Regions from separate parts of the Homo sapiens genome. Here region 1 is linked to region 2. The links are chromatin loops, found by intact Hi-C in ENCODE. Cell type or tissue: HepG2. All regions are shown on one strand.

The links. A loop is a pair of places that touch in the nucleus more often than their neighbours do. Peaks named below come from ENCODE experiments on the same cell type or tissue, not always from the same donor. Only the 100,000 strongest peaks of a DNase experiment are listed, where the experiment ranks them.
Region 1: a loop joins it to region 2, with 2.7 times the contacts of the local background. A loop is called at or near these places in 3 of 110 quality-filtered maps.

What each region holds. Positions count from the first base shown.
Region 1 is chr3:184,976,502-184,984,501 of GRCh38, forward strand. VPS8 (VPS8 subunit of CORVET complex) reads left to right here. Exons shown (of 48, transcript NM_001009921.3): 41 at 6,065-6,146; 42 at 6,511-6,593. Among named protein-coding and RNA genes, the nearest start is that of VPS8, 170 kb to the left of the region's middle. In HepG2, no CTCF peak of the experiment used is centred here; a DNase peak (open chromatin) is centred at 4,730.
Region 2 is chr3:185,172,418-185,180,417 of GRCh38, forward strand. EHHADH-AS1 (EHHADH antisense RNA 1) reads left to right here. Exons shown (of 7, transcript NR_038990.1): 2 at 4,903-5,021; 3 at 7,523-7,592. Among named protein-coding and RNA genes, the nearest start is that of EHHADH-AS1, 14 kb to the left of the region's middle. RefSeq lists enhancers at 2,793-3,317, 3,064-3,358, 3,318-3,842. In HepG2, a CTCF peak has its summit at 4,550 (motif pointing left); DNase peaks (open chromatin) are centred at 3,144 and 4,544; H3K4me3 peaks cover 1,711 bases.

The sequences.
Region 1 (8,000 bases), 200 kb before region 2:
GGCCTTTGTTACCTAGATATATTGCATGGTGGTGAGGTTTGGAGTATGAATGAATAATCTGTCTCCCAGGTGGTAAGCATAGTACCCGATAGGTAGTTTTTATTCAACTCTTATCCCCCTCCTTCCTTCTTATATTCCCCAGTGTCTATTGTTCTCATTTTTATGACCATATGCCCAATGATTAGCTCTCACTTATAAATGAGAACACGTGGTATTTGGTTTTCAGTTTCTGCGTTAGTTTGCTTAGGATAATGGCCTCCAGCTCCATTTATGTTGCTGCAAAGGACATGATTTCATTCTTTTTATGGCTGCATAGTATTCCATGGTGTATATGTAACACATTTTCTTTATCCAGTCCACTGTTGATGGGCACTTTCTTGAGTCCATGTCTTTGCTATTGTGATAGTGCTGCAGTCAACATATGGTACATGTATCTTTTTGATAGAATGATTTCTTTTCCTTTGGGTATATTCCAAATGGTGGGATTGCTGGGTCAAATGGTAGTTCAACTCTCGGTTCTTTTGAGAAATCTCCAAACTGCTTTCCACAGTAGTTGAACTAATTTACATTCCTACCAATAGTATATGTAAGTGTTCCCTTTCCTCCGCAGCGTTGTGAATGTCCGCTATTTTTTGACTTTTTAACAAAAGCCATTGTCACTGGTGTGAGATGGTATCTTATTGATTTGCATTTCTCTGATGATTAGTGATGCGTAGCATTTTTTTTCATATGTTTATTGGCCACTTGCGTGTCTTCTTTTAAGAAGTGTCTGTTAATGTCCTTTACCCACTTTGTAATGGAGTTATTTGTTTTTTGCTTGTTGATGTAAGTTCCTTATAGATTCTAGATATTAGACATTTGTCAGATGCATAGTTTGTGAATATTTTCTCTCATTCTCTAGGTTGTGTGTTTACTCCATTGATAGTTTCTCTTGCTGTGCAGAAGCTCTTTAGTTTAATTAGGTCTCATTTTTCAGTTGTTTTTGTTGCAGTTTCTTTTGAGGACTTAGCCATAAATTCTTTACCAGGGCTGATATTAAGAATAATATTTCCTAGGTATTCTTCTAAGAGTTTTATACTCTGAGGTCTTACATTTAAGTCTAATCCATCTTAAGTTGATCTTTGTATATGGTGATACATAGTTCCCTAGTTTCATTCTTCTGCATATGGATACCCAGCTATCCTAGCACCCTTTCTTGAATAGGGAGTCTTTTTCTCATTGCTTATCTTTTTTTTTTTTTTTTTGTCAACTTTTTCAAAGCTCAGATGGTTGTGGGTGTGGGTCAGCTTTTGGATATGTTGCTGGATTTGGTTTGCTAGTATTTTGTTGAGGACCTTTGCATGTATGTTCATCAGGAATATTAGCCTGATGTTTTCTTTTTTCTTTTTTTTTTTTTTTTATTGTGTCTCTGCCAGGTTTTGGTATCACAGTGATGCTGGCCTCATAGAATAAGTCAGGGAGGAGTCTCTCCTCCGTAATTTTTTTGGAAGAGTTTCAGTAGAATTGGTGCCAGGTTTTTTTTATATGCCTGGTAGAATTTGGCTGTGAATCCATCTGGTCCTGGCCTTTTTCTCATTGGTAGGCTTTTTATTACTGCTTCAATTTCAGAACTTGTTATATTGATCTGTTCAGGGTTTCAGTTTCTTTCTGGTTCCATCTTGGAAGGTTGTATGTTTCCAGGAATTTATTCATTTCTTCTAGGTTTTCTAGTTTGTGTGCATAGAGGTGTTTATAATAGTCTCTGAGGGCTATTTTTTATATTTCTGGGGGTCAGTGTTAATGTCCCCTTGTCATTTCTGACTGCGTTTATTTGGATCTTCTCTCCTTTTCCCTCCTTCCGTCATTCCTTCCATCCTTCTGTCCGTCCATCCGTCCTCCCTCCCTCCCTCCTTCTCTTCTTCCCTCTTTCCTTCCTTCTTTTTTTGTTTTTGAGGCAGGGTCTTGCTCTGTCACCCTGGCTGGAGAGCAGTGGTATGATCGACCTCCCAGGCTCAAGCAATCCTCCCACCTCAGTTTCCCAAATAGAGTAGCTGGGACTATAGGCACACACCACCACACCCTGCTAACTTTTGTGTTTTTGTAGAAACAGGGTCTCCCCAGGTTGCTCAGGCTTGTCTCGAACTCCTGGACTCAAGCAATCTCCCCACCTCAGCCTCCCAAAGCTGGGATTACAATTGTGAGCCATCGCACCTGGCCTCTCTTTTTCTTACTAGTTAGTGGTCTAGAAATCTTATTTATTCTTTCAAAGAATTATCTTTTGGTTTCATTAGTCTTTTATCTGTTTTTTCTTGTCTCAATTGTATTCAGTTCAACTCTGATTTTGGTTGTTTCTTCTCTAGCTTTGGGGTTGGTTGGCTCTTGTTTTTCTAGTTCCTCTAAGTGTGATGTTAGATTGTTAATTTGAGATCTTTCTAACTTTTCGATGTGGGCATTTAGCACTATAAACTTACCTCTTAACACTGCTTTAGCTGTGTCCCAGAGATTCTGGTATGCTGTATCTTTGTTTTCATTGGTTTCAAAGAATTTCTTGATTTCTGCATTAATTTCATTGTTTTTACCCAAAAGTCATCCAGTAGGGTTGTTTAATTTTCATTTAATTGCATGGTTTTGAGAGATCTTCTTAGTACTGATTTCTGTTTTTTTAATGTTGTGGTCTGGGAATGTGGTTGGTATGATTTTCATTTTTTTAAATTTGTTGAGTATTGTTTTATAGCCAGTCATGTGGTTGATTTTAGAGTATGTGCCAGGTGGAGATGGGAAGAATGCATATTCTGTTATTATTGGGTGGAATGTTCTGCAGATGTCACTTAGATCCATTTGGTCAGGTGTCACATTCAGGTCCTGAGTATCTTTGCTAGTTTTCTGCCTCGATAATCTGTCTGATACTGTTAGTGGAGTATTGAAGTCTCCCACTATTATTGTGTGATTATCTAAGTCTCGTCATAGGTTTCTAAGAACTTGTATTATATATCTGGTGCCCCATTGTTGGGTGCATATGTATTAGGATACTTAAGTCTTCTTGTTGAATTGAGCCCTTTATCATTATTTAATACCTTTATTTGTCTTTTTTGTTCATTGTTGTTTTAAAGTCTCTTTTGTCTGAAATTAGAATAGCAACCCCTGCTCTTTTTTATTTTTTTGTTTGCTTGGTAGATTTTTCTCCATCCATTTTCTTTGAGTCTATGGGTATCATTGCGTGTAAGATGGATCTCTTGGAAGACAGCATACTATTGAGTCTTGCTTCTTTATCCAGCTTACCACTCTGTGCCTTTTAAGGGCAGCATTTAGCCTGTTTATGTTCAAGGATACTATTGTTATGTGCAGATTTGATCCTGTCATCATGTGTTTAGTTGGTTGTTGTGCAGACTTCATTGTAGTTGCTTTATGGCGTCAGTGGTCTATGTACTTAAGTGTGTTTTTTGTGGTGGCCAGTAATAGTCTTTTGTTTCCATGTTTCGCTTGAGGACCTCTTGTAAGACATGTCTGGTGGTAACGAATTTCCTTAGCATTCATTGTCTGAAAATGATTTTATTTCTCCTTTGCTTATGAGGTTTAGTTTGTTTGGATATGAAGTTTTGGGTTGGAATTTTTTTCTGTAAGAATGCTGAGTATAAGCCCCCAATCCCTTCTGGTTTGTGTGGTTTCTGCAGAAAAGTCCACTGTTTGCCCAATGGGGTTCCCTTTGTAGGTGACCTGCCCCTTCTTTCTAGCGGCCTTTAGTTTTTTTTTTCATGTTGACCTTGGAGATCTGATGACCATGTGTCTCGGTAATGGTCATCTTGTATAATATCTCACAAGGGTTCTCTGCATTTCCTGAGTTTAAATGTCAGCTTCTCAAGGTCAAGAACCTAGCAAGGTTAGGGAAATTTTTGTGGACAGTATCCTCAAATATGTTTTCCAGGTTGCTTGTCCTCTCTCCCTCTCTTTCAGGAATGCCAAAGGTTTGGTGTCTTTACATAATCTCATATTTCCTGGAGGTTTTGTTCATTTTTTTTCTTTTTTTCTTTGTTTTTGCCTTTATTTTTTATTTGAAGAACTGGTCTTCATTTTTTATTTGAAGAACTGGTCTTTAACCTCTGAGATTCTTTCTTCAGCTTGATCTACTCTGCTGTTAATTCTCCCAATTGTATTACATGATTCTTGCAGTGAGTTTTTCAGCTCTAACAGATCAGTTTGGTTCTTTCTTAAAATGGCTATTTCATCTTTCAGCTCTTGTATCATTTTATTAGATTCCTAAGATTCATTGGATTTGGATTCAACTTTCTCCAGAATCTCAAACATCTTCATTCCTATCCAGATTCTGAATTCTGTATCTGTCATTTCAGCATTTCAGCATGCTTAAGATCCATTGCTGGGGAACTAGTGGGGTTGTTTGCTGTTAAGAAGAAACTCTGGCTTTTTGAGTTTCCAGAGTTCTTTCTCATCCGTATAAGCTGGTGTATCTTTAATATTTGAAGTTGCTGTACTTTGGATGGCATTTTTTGCTTTTGTATTCTTTGATGCCTTTGAAGGTTTGACTGTGGTATAATGTGGGGTCAGTCAACTGTCTTCATTTCCGGAAGATTTCAGGGGGCCAAGGCTCAGCTCAGCACTACTGAGCTGCTTGTTCTAACCCTGAGTGGCTGAGACCAGGCCTATGGCTTTGTGCTCTGGCCCCTCAGGCTTATGTACTTGCTGCATTGGAGGAGCTGAAATGTTTCTGGTCAGCTGGTAGCAATGCTCCAGTGGGGGCTGCCAGCTAAAGCACTTTGTTGAGGCAGTGGCTGCAGAGTCCAGAGTCCATCCTTGTGTGTGTGTGCCAGCAGCAACAGCGGCATGACAGGTGCACATGCTTGTGCCAGCATGGACAGCAGTGGTGTGGGGTGTGCTGCACACCAGCAGAGGTGGGGTGGCAGCGTCTTCATGGGAGCAGGGCAGCAGTGGGTTCTTTTTTTTTTTTTTTTTTTTTTGAGACCGAGTCTTGCTCTTCTTGCCCAGGCTGCAGTGCAATGGCGTGATCTCGGCTCACTGCAACCTCCGCCTCCCAGGTACAAGCGATTCTCCTGCCTCAGCCTCCTGAGTAGCTGGGATTACAGGCACCTGCCACCACGCCTGGCTAATTTTTTTGTATTTTTAGTAGAGACGGGGTTTCACCATGTTGCCCAGGCTGGTCTTGAGTTCCTGACCTCAGGTGGTCTGCCCGCCTCGGCCTCCCAAAGTGCTGGGATTACAGGCGTGAGCCACCATGCCTGGCCATTCATTAATAAATATTTTTCCTAAGGTTTAGGAAGAACACAGAATTTAGAGTCAGGTAATTGACTGGCTGTGTGATCTTTGAAAAATTACTTAACTTCAGTGAGCCTCAATTTCATATCTCTAGTGAAGATAATACCTACTGTATAAGGTTATTATGAGATTGAAATGCAAAAATGTAAATGTAAAGCATTTAATAGTGATTAACATAATATAAATAAATGATAGTTTTTTTTTTAATCTCTTGACATGGTTGATCATGTTAACTGATACAGTTTTAACTTCTATTTCCTGGTCCGTGATGACTTAGGAAATACAAGATAATGCTTGATGTAGAAAAAACTTTGGATAACCTTTACTCATTTTTCTTGCTTGACATAGCTAAAGGAAATTGGGTGGGGGACAGCTAGTGGGGGTGCTTATTTCTTTATGCAGCAATAGTGTTATTTTAAACTTTGTCAGTGATAAATTTTTAATAGAGTAGATAAGAATCTAGCAGGAAGCTCTTTCCTGGCTTCTTTGAACCTGCCCTCCCCTGAGACACATAAGATTGCAGTTCCGAGGCCTAGACTTACTTAACAGTGGCCTCCTTACGTTTCCCAGGGCTTCATGATAAAGATGCCTGTTCTAGCTGTGGTTTCTGCTTTGTATTGTCTTTTTTTTTTTTTGCCCCAAATATTTCCATTTTTATTTTTTCTAATGTTTACCAACAAATGTATGTGAGAAGTACGTTTCAACCTGTAAAACATCATGCTGATGTTAGTTATTCTTTTGTTTTTCATTGTTTTCTTTGACCACTTTTCTTTTTCTTTGATTTTCTCTGACATTATAGGCACTTTGGTTTCCGTTATTGGAGGCAATGATGGCCCCTCAGAAGCTGTCCAGTTCAGCCATTCCTCATCTACACTCTGAAGGTAAGTTCTTCAGAATTCAAGTGACTGAGTCCACCTGTATCATCAGTCCAATATTTGTCTGCAGAAACTATCAGTATAATATCTTTTTCCAATAGCATATTCTTATGATTTTTCCTTAATGAAACCATATAGTATGGTTGATCTCATCTTTCATGTTTCTTTCTGATGTTCCACTCATATAATTTATCTTAAGTAATTGTAGTCTTTGTAACTTGTCAACAGTTAATTTTAAAATATCAAAGAGGCCTTGGTTAGCTAAGTTTCTAAGAAGCTATATAAATGCACTGTTTTTCCACAGACTTATAGGAAAAACTGAAAACTCTTATTTTAAACTAACCTTAATGTTAATATTTTGTTATAACAGCTCTGAAGTCTTTGACCATGCAAGTTTTAAATAGCATGGCAGCATTTATTGCCCTTCCATCAATCTTGCAAAGAATCTTACAGGTGAGTTAAAAGGGGTGAATATTAAATATTGATTTCAACTAACATTTTAGTTATATATAAATAACAGTGAATTGGGCTAATATTTAAATGGATCTCAAGCATAATGCAGCTAATTTTTGGCAATAGCTAAATATCTAAATATCTAACTTCCGACCCTCATTCTTGAATCTTTTCTGTCAGTTTTTTGGTGTGACTTTGCCTGACATAAGCTTGTGACCTTCAGTTAGGGCGTGCGGCCTTCAGATATTCCCTGTTGCCTTGGGATTCAGATATACAAGTTTCCTATTGGTTTGCTAACTGGGAGGGAGTTATCAGCTGATTATAATTTTTAGATTCCAAAAAGATAATCTAAAAATTAATACAGGAATTTCCTAAGCATTGGTTGTTATTTAGGCTTTCTAACTCATCCTAAAATTATTTTTGTCTTGAATACTCATCCTTGACTCTAAATTCTAGCTGGCTTTGTGTCCAAAGCTTTTGTAGGAAGCATTATTTTGGTTTGCTTCTTTCAACAAAAAAGCCTGAACCTTCTCGGCTTCATCAAAAGAGAACACTCAAAATACTCCAAGATATATTTTTAGAAAAAAACCTGTGAGCATTCTTGGGGAAACAACAGGAATTATACTTAGAATCCATTTTGTCTATCCTCACTTTATTCAGTATAGGCATACATGTGCATGCACCCCGCCCCCCTCCCACACACATACAAAGCAAACCGTAATATGATGCCATTAGTCTTTATAATTTTCAAATGATTTTTATTCAATGAAGAATGTTCCTGTCAGCTCTTTTAAGACTCACCAAGCTTGGCCGGGCGTGGTGGCTCACGCCTGTAATCCCAGCACTTTGGGAAGCCGAGGCGGGCGGATCATGAGGTCAGGAGATCGAGACCATCCTGGATAACACGGTGAAACCCCGTCTCTACTAAAAATACAAAAAAATAGCCGGGCATGGTGGCAGGCGCCTGTAGTCCCAGTTACTTGGGAGGCTGAGGCAGGAGAATGGCGTGAACCCGGGAGGCAGAGTTTGCAGTGAGCCGAGATCGAGCCACTGCACTCCGGCCTGGGCAACAGAGCGAGACTCCGTCTCAAAAAAAAAAACTCTACTTCCCATCTGATATTAAGCTTCTGGGGCTTTTCTGATAAAGATGACTACATCCTGTAGTCTTTGTCATTACATGGTATACTATCATTTAGAATACTTTTTTTTTTTTTTTTTGAGACAGTTTCACTCTTGTTGCCCAGGCTGGAGTGCAATGGTGTGATCTTGGCTCACCGCAACCTCCGCCTCCTGGGTTCAAGTGATTCTCTTGCCTCAGCCTCCCGAGTAGCTGGGATTAGAGGCATGTGCCACCACGCCCAGCTGATTTTGTATTTTTAGTAGAGACCGGGTTTCTCCATGTTGGTC
Region 2 (8,000 bases):
AGGCATCTTTGTTCCAAGCACAGTGCCTGCCCCACGGGAGTCCTAAGAAAGATTTGTGCCATTTGCTGCTGTCTCTCCCACTGCTGGGCACTAGCTTTGACTCCACTGTCTGTCCTACTGAAACTGCACGTACTAGTTTGGGCAGTGGTTCCCCAACCTGACTGTACATTGACACTTCCTGAGGAGTGCATAAAAATACCAGTTCCCTGGGCCAAGTCAGTCAGAATCTCCGGGGTAGTATTTTTTCAGAACTCCCCAGATTGTTCTTCTGTGCATCCAGAGTTGAGAACCACCAGTTTAGGACATTATTCAGAGCCCAACTAAGAGATTTTAATTCTGAGTCTGACTAGGGCACATGGGAAGCGCACCCCTGCTGACATGGTTGGTTGCTACGCAGAGCCTAGGGGAGTCAGGAAGCATCCCAGCTCCCTCTCAGTGCCCCTCTCTCCACACCCCCACCCCCATGAGGCTGAATACTTAGTGCAATCACTTTCACTTCTCCTTGGAGGGTAGCTGTTTAAACCCTTTTTCTGGGAACTGGCTCTGAACCTGCCTCAGCAATTCACATGCACTCCCATCATTGGCTCTAATCAGAGGGGCGGGGCACTTTACCTGTCATTATAGTACCTCGTTTCTCAGATATTCCCTTTAAGTGGAAGCATAGCACAGCAGTAATTCGGCGGATCCAATGAGAACCTGACAGGTATATAATTTTAGGGGCCCTTTTTAAGGAAAAGAGTACAAGATTACAAATCACAAAATTGCCAGGGCCTTCCTGAAGTCTTGGAAAGAGCCCCTGCCAAGAGCTGTAAGCTTTGCTAGCTTCGGAGTAAATCTGCTTCTGAGAATAATGGCTGCCATTTATTGTGTCAATATGTATCCGAGACTTTTTATATATAGCTGTGCTTACAACAAACAAGCAAGGATGTATTATCCTCCTTTTACAAACAAGGAAACTCAGGCAGGGAAAAAATTCGTTGTTTATTTCAGGTCGCATATGTGAGACTAGAATTCAAACTCATTTCTGACTGGCTTGTGAACTCAAAATCTTTCCACCACACTAACAAATTCCAGCATCTACAAAGGTTATGCACGCCGGGGACCCAGAAGAAGCAAGCAAATCCATATATATACTGAGTATTCTACGTAGACTGAAAAATTAATGTGACTTGCATATGTGTGGGCCACTTTTTACATTATGTAGGTGCCGCTGTAATTAATCAAGTCATTTGAAAGCACGTGTTACTCAATAGCTTCAATTATAGTGTCTTTTCTCAATCAACAGATACAAAAGGTACAACCCCCCCTTTTTTTTTTTTGAGACGGAATCTCGCTCTTGTTGCCCCGGGTGGAGTGCAATGGCACGATCTTGGCTCACTGTAACCTCCACTACCCGGGTTCAAGTGATTCTCCTGCCTCAGCCTCCTGAGTAGCTGGGATTACAGGTGCACACCACCATCTGGAGCTAATTCTTGTATTTTTAGTAGAGACGGGGTTTCACCATGTTGGCCAGGCTGCTCTAAAACTCATGACCTCAGGTGATCTGCCTGCCTCGGCCTCCCAAAGTGCTGGGATTTCAGGCGTGAGCCACCACACCCGGCCTAAAGGTACAACTCTTATATGAGCATCTGCAAAACTTGGTTGTGTTAAAAAGGAAGCATGGTGCTGGAAAGTATCGGAAGCTCACTGTATTAATGGTGAAGTGGTACAGCTCATGTTCCCTGAGCCTGTCGTGGTCAGGCTCTTTCCACAGGGCTCCAAATTCTCAAACAGTGGTCTCTAAAATGGGGGATTACAAGACAATCTATTGGAGTCAAGGAAGAAAATATCAGAAATTATATTTATATTTATTTTTAACATTGCCTTTTAAAATGTCCGTATATGTTTGTGTTTCATGAGGTATATACTAATGTTATTACAGTAGCATATGTGTGTGATTTATAAATAAGTACAAATTGCATAGCATAATAATTAGTAGCATAGACTCTAGAGCCAGATTGCCCACGTTAAAATCTTGGGTTTATCACCCAGAGACGGGTTGATAGGTGCAGCAAACCACCATGGCACATGTATACCTATGTAACAAACCTGCATGTTCAGCACATGTATCCCACAACTTACAGTAAAAAAAAAACCAAAAAACAAAAAAACAGCTGGGCACAGTGGTGCATGCCTGTAATCCCAGCACTTTGGGAGGCCGAGGCAGGCAGATCACGAGGTCAAGAGATCGAGACCACCCTGGCCAACACGGTGAAACCCCCATCTCTAAAAATACAAAAATTAGCTGGGCATGGTGGCGCACACCTATAGTCCCAGCTGCTCAGGAGGCTGAGGCAGGAGAATCACTTTAACCCAGGAGGCGGAGGTTGCAGTGAGCCGAGATTGCGCCACTGCACTCCAGCCTGGCAACAGAGCAAGACTCCGTCTCAAAACAAAAACAAAATCAAAAACAAAACAAAAAACAAATAAACAAACAAAAAACTTGGGTTTATCTCTGTGTGTCCTTGGAAAAGTAATCTTTCTGTGCTTCAGTTTCCTCATCTGTAAAACGGTGATAATAATACTGGAATGCCTACTGCATAGGGGTATTGTGAGAATTAAATGAGTTAATACAAGCAGAATATTTAGAATGCTGCTCTGCAATATTAGGGGTGGTGTATGTTTTTTCAATGATAAATACAGTGATCCACAGATGATGAACTTGATGGGTGGACAGAGAGAGTGTGCTGTCCTGTTCTGATTTTAGGAAAACAAAAGAAAAAAGGACAATTATTATTATGCATATACACATATTTTAAGGTATATTAAAGATGCATTTTGTGTCTGTCTCTTTCTCTCGTCTGTCTCTCTTTAACCCAAAAACGGTGTGGTTTTACACATTTGGCAATTATGGCTCCAAATATTCTACTAACTAGAGGCACAAAAACAAACAGCTCTGGGGCATCAGAGCAAGACCACTCCCCAAATTGCCCCTTTCGCTTAAGCCAGCCTCTAGCCTTGGAATCTGGCTAGCACTGCCAGGTTGCCTAAGTCCACAAGCAGTAAAAGAGGGCCCTAGTATGCTGGGGTTATTTATCTTGGTGTTGTCCTCTGGCCCAGCCCTGCCCAGGAACAGGAGACAGACGGCCACACAGAGCCTTGCCTCTGATAACTGGGGGGTGGAGAGGTTGAGAAACAACGCTTCACTCAGCAACTTCCTGCTCCCTCCGAGGAAGAAGAAAGGGGTGTCTGTGCTAGAGCCACTCCCTTGCCAGCAGCCCAGCAGAACAGCTGCTGATCCTCTGCATCCCCACGTCCCGGCGGAGGCCCTGGGAAGTGGGAACATCAGCTGGAGAGAAAAGGAGAAAGCAGTACATTGAGTGTTGCTTAGGCCGCCTGCTTCGCTTTCTTCTCTCGCTCTCCCCAGAGACAATCTCGTGGCCTGTGTTTCCCCGCAGGCAGGCCCCAGCGCCCTCAAGCCCAGATGTCTGCTGTCCACGCTCTTCTGACTTCCGGAAAGCTAACATCTCAGATTCCCTCTCCCTGAAGGACCTTTGGGAAGTCCCAACCCCCACCCCAGGCTCTTCACTCCCCCCGGGTCTGCTTCTCATTCTCTCAGATAGATTTATAACTTATGTAAATAAATGTACATGATTAGCCAAGTGATTATGTAAATGGCGCCTTCCTTTTCTCGTCCCAATTCTGGTGACAATAATGATTAAAAGATGGAAAATAGAGTCAACATGTAAAAGGTAAAGAAGCTGGAATTTAATCTGAAAAAGCAAGTGTAATGCCTATTTCACGGCAAGGTTCCATTTGCACAAAGGATAAAATAAAAGAGGTCACTGACTCTCAAATTTCCATGAAAGCTCTAAAACGGTAGCAAATCAGGTAAAATCTGACTACCTATATTCACTGATTTTCTCATTAAAATTAGTGGCTCTTAGGAAATGGCCAGGTAGACTAATTGCTATACTGTATGAATGGCTCGTACTATGATTACAGTGATATACAGTATATAGCATACACTCAAAAAAATCCCTGAATTTACTAATAGACAAAATATCTGTGTAGAAAGAGCCACAAATCCAACTGTTAAATTATTATTTTTAAAATTCTTGCCCATATTTTAAAGAATTAATAAAGCTAGCTTTTCAGGAACCATGTAAGAATAAGCAATTGGATTTTAAAAATTGAAATGGTATTATTATGCTCACTCTTGTAGGCTGAACAAGAGCTACAAAAAATTGTGTACATCTTACATAATATTTTAACTCTGGGAAGCCAAGTACATAATGATCATGAAAATCTACTAATTTCAAATGCTGCTGCAGCTGAAATTCTATCTCCAATTTCCACCGACTCACATTGCCTATTATTTATGAAACTGACCCGCATCCCACCCATGCACAAGTTCCAGGAGCCTACAGAACATTTTGTCTAAAGTAATAAAAACAATATTAGAGAACCGCTATTGAACATAGAAATTATATTCTATTACTTAGTTAATAGTTGACCCCGAACTCAGAATTTTTAAGAAAACTTCTCAACAGCACCATCTGGTGGGCAGTGCAGCAAAAACACAAAACAAAACACAGCAAGACGAAACCCACACTCCATACTTTGAGTTCTTGGAAGTGATTATCAATTGCGCTTCATTAAGTTTGTTTTATTTTCCAACGTAGAGTCTACATTATGAGATGTTTCCGAGGGCCAGTTGGGTAACTGACAATTTAGTGGTATGGCCAAGACGTTTTCTGTAACAGTTCATATTTCAAATACTCATACATTCTAATAACAAATATTCTTGAGTTTTATATTCTTTGTTATGTAATATTATTGTCTCGAAAAAGTGGATTTGTAAATTGTACAATGAAATGTAATTTGATTTTTAATTCCTTTAAATTTTTTTTTTTGAGGCAGAATCCAGGCTGGAGTGCAGAGGCATGATCTTGGCTCATGGCAACCTCCACCTCCTGGGTTCAAGCAATTCTCCTGCCTCAGCCTCCTGAGTAGCTGGGACTATGAGATTTTTTTTTAATGTAAGTCACAAATCATCAAACTTTTTTTGGATCATTTGTTCTATAATTAGGGGTGGGTAGACAAGGCGAAAGTTAGGTTACCAATGGAAATTTGGCTTTTACATTTCTTACGTTAAGCTGTGCCAGGTAGTTTTGAGGCAGATGATGGATGAGCAATCTTTCTACGGCCTTCCTTCAGTGTTCTAACATAGCCTGGGCTAATCTCCAGCATGCAGAACACAAGGTGGGATCTTTTAGAATGGCTAGTCTAAGACAAGGTATAAACTAAGATTTTTATTTCTTCAACAAATATATTGAGCATCTCCGATGTCCAGGCACTGGTCTAGGTTCCAGACACAACAACAAACAAAACACCAAAAATGACTGCTTGTAAGGAGTTGATATTTTAGAGGGGGAAGCATAGAAAGTATTGTCAGACAGTAACTGTGCTATGAAGAAAATGCAAGATCAAGGAGACAGGGAATATTGGGGAAGGGAATGGTTGCTGTTGATACGGAATCATCAGAGAAAGCCCTTCTAACAAGGTGACTTCAAAGCAGAAGGAAAGAAGTGAGGCAGAAATCTGTGCAATAGCTGAGGGAAGTGAGTTTCAGGTAGACAGAATAGGAGGTGCAAAGGCCCTGGGGTGGGAGTTTGCTTGGCATGTTCAGAAAATACCAAGGAAGCCACGTTGGCTTGGACAGAGAATGAGCAAAACATTCAGAAGGTGAGGTCAGGGAGCTAATGGGGTTAGATCATGTAGGGTCTTGTAGCATTGTAAAGGCTGGTTTTTACTCTAAATAAGATAGAAAACCACGGACTATTTTGAATACAAGAGCTATTCTGGCTGTTGTGTTGATATGGTTGTAGTAAAACAAGGGCTGAAGCAGGGAGTCCAGTTAAGACACCATTGCCTCAGAGGAGAGGCAATAATAGGTTGGACCCAGTGATAGCAGAGAAGGCAGTGATAAATAGTTGTATTCTGAATATATTTGCTGGTAGAGCCACCGAGATTTACTGATGGATTAGATGCGGAGAGTGAGATAAAGAGAAGAGCTGAGGATGACACTAAGGTGTATGTCCTGAGCAAATGGCAGAATGGAGCTATCACTTACGGAGAATGGGGCAGATTTACAGAAGTCTGTTTTGGGGGAGGACTGGAAGGGGGATGGAGAATATCAGGAGCTCAATTTGAACATGTTAAGTCTTAGATATCCACTAGACATCCTAACATAAATGTCAAATAGACAAACAAGGGAGAGGTCTAGGCTGAAGGTACGAATTTAGGAGTTCTCTGTGTACAGATGATATTGAAAACCACGAAACTAAATGAGATCACTGAGACAGCAGGTATGGAGCATGAAAAAAAGAGATTCAAGGCCTGGGCCCTGGGCTCTCCACTATTTAGAGGTGGGGGAGATAGACAACCAGTAATGGAAACTGAGCAGGAGACCAACGAGGTGGAAGAAATAAAGAGGCTGGTGAAGTCCTGGAATCAGGCAAAGCAAGCTTTGTAAGGAAGAGGGAATGATCGATGAGCTAAGTGAGATGAAAACCAGGAATTGATCACTGGATTCAGCAATAAAAGTGTCACTGGTTGGCCATGCGCGGTGGCTCACTCCTGTAATCCCAGCACTTTGGGAGGCCGAGGCAGGTGGATCACGAGATTAGGAGTTCAAGATCAGCCTGGCCAAGATGGTGAAACCCCATCTCTACTAAAAATTAGCTGGGCATGGTGGTGAGTGCCTGTAATCCCAGCACTTTGGGAGGCCGAGGCGGGTGGATCACGTGGTTAGGAGTTCAAGATCAACCCGGCCAAGATGGTGAAACCCAGTCTTTACTAAAAATTAGCCAGGCATGGTGGTGAGCGCCTGTAATCCCAGCTACTTGGGAGGCTGAGGCAGAGAACTGCTTGAACCCGGGAGGCAGAGGTTGCAGTGAGCCAAGATTGTGCCACTGCACTCCAGCCTGGGTGACAGAGCAAGACTCTGTCTAAAAAATAATAAAAAAAAAAGTGTCACTGGTGGACTTGACAAAGGCAGTATTGGTAGAGTGGTGGTGATCAAAACCTGACTGGAGTAGGTTTAAGGAAGAATGAGAGGAAAAGATAGGAAACAATGAGAAAAATCAGTAGAGAAGTTTTGCTGTGAAGAAGAAGCAAGCTGGTAGCTGGAAGGGGAAATGGGATCAAATTTTTTTAATAGAAAAAGGATTTTTAAACAAGATTTTATTTAAGATGGAAGAAAGTACAACTTTATGTACTGATTAGAAAGAAGCTGTAGAGAGAGGGAAGTTGATGAAGCAGAAGAAAGGGGAGAGAATTGCTGGGACCAGGTATTTGAGTAGGTGAAGGGAGATGGTATCTAGAATATAGCAGAGGAGCTGATTTTTAATAGATGGGCAGATAGTTTATTTACAGAAACAAGAGGGAAGGCAGAATATGTGAGCACAGATGCAGGGAGGTGGGTAGATGTGTTGGTGGGCACTTGAGGAAGCTCTCCTGATTGTTTCTATTTTCTCAGTGAAAGAAGCAAGGACATCAGCTGAGAAGGAGGATGGAGAAGGAGGTGACAGAATCTGGAAGAATAGGAGGTACGAAAGAATCATCTAGAGGAATGGGGGAATGAATGGTCTAAAGAAATGTGGTAGCATGGCCTCCTTAAGGTTAAGGAGCATACATTTTTTAGTGAGTACATTCTTCTCTGAATTCCAGTATTAACATTCTACATCATTCATTTGGCACTTGACACTCGTTACATTCAATTATCGATTAACTGTTCTTGAGAGTTCTATCTCCCTCTTTTTCCTGATTATACCTCACTTGTTAGGGCCTCAACTAACATGCCATAAGGAATCATTTAAAACCACATAACTGAGGGCTTCAGAAAATGTGAGAACATACGTGTGGCCCCTTGCTGCTGTGACTGTGCAGGGCGAGCCATCTAATTCTCCAGGGCAGTGTTATCAAGTCCATGGGGTTAATCTACATCAAACCACATC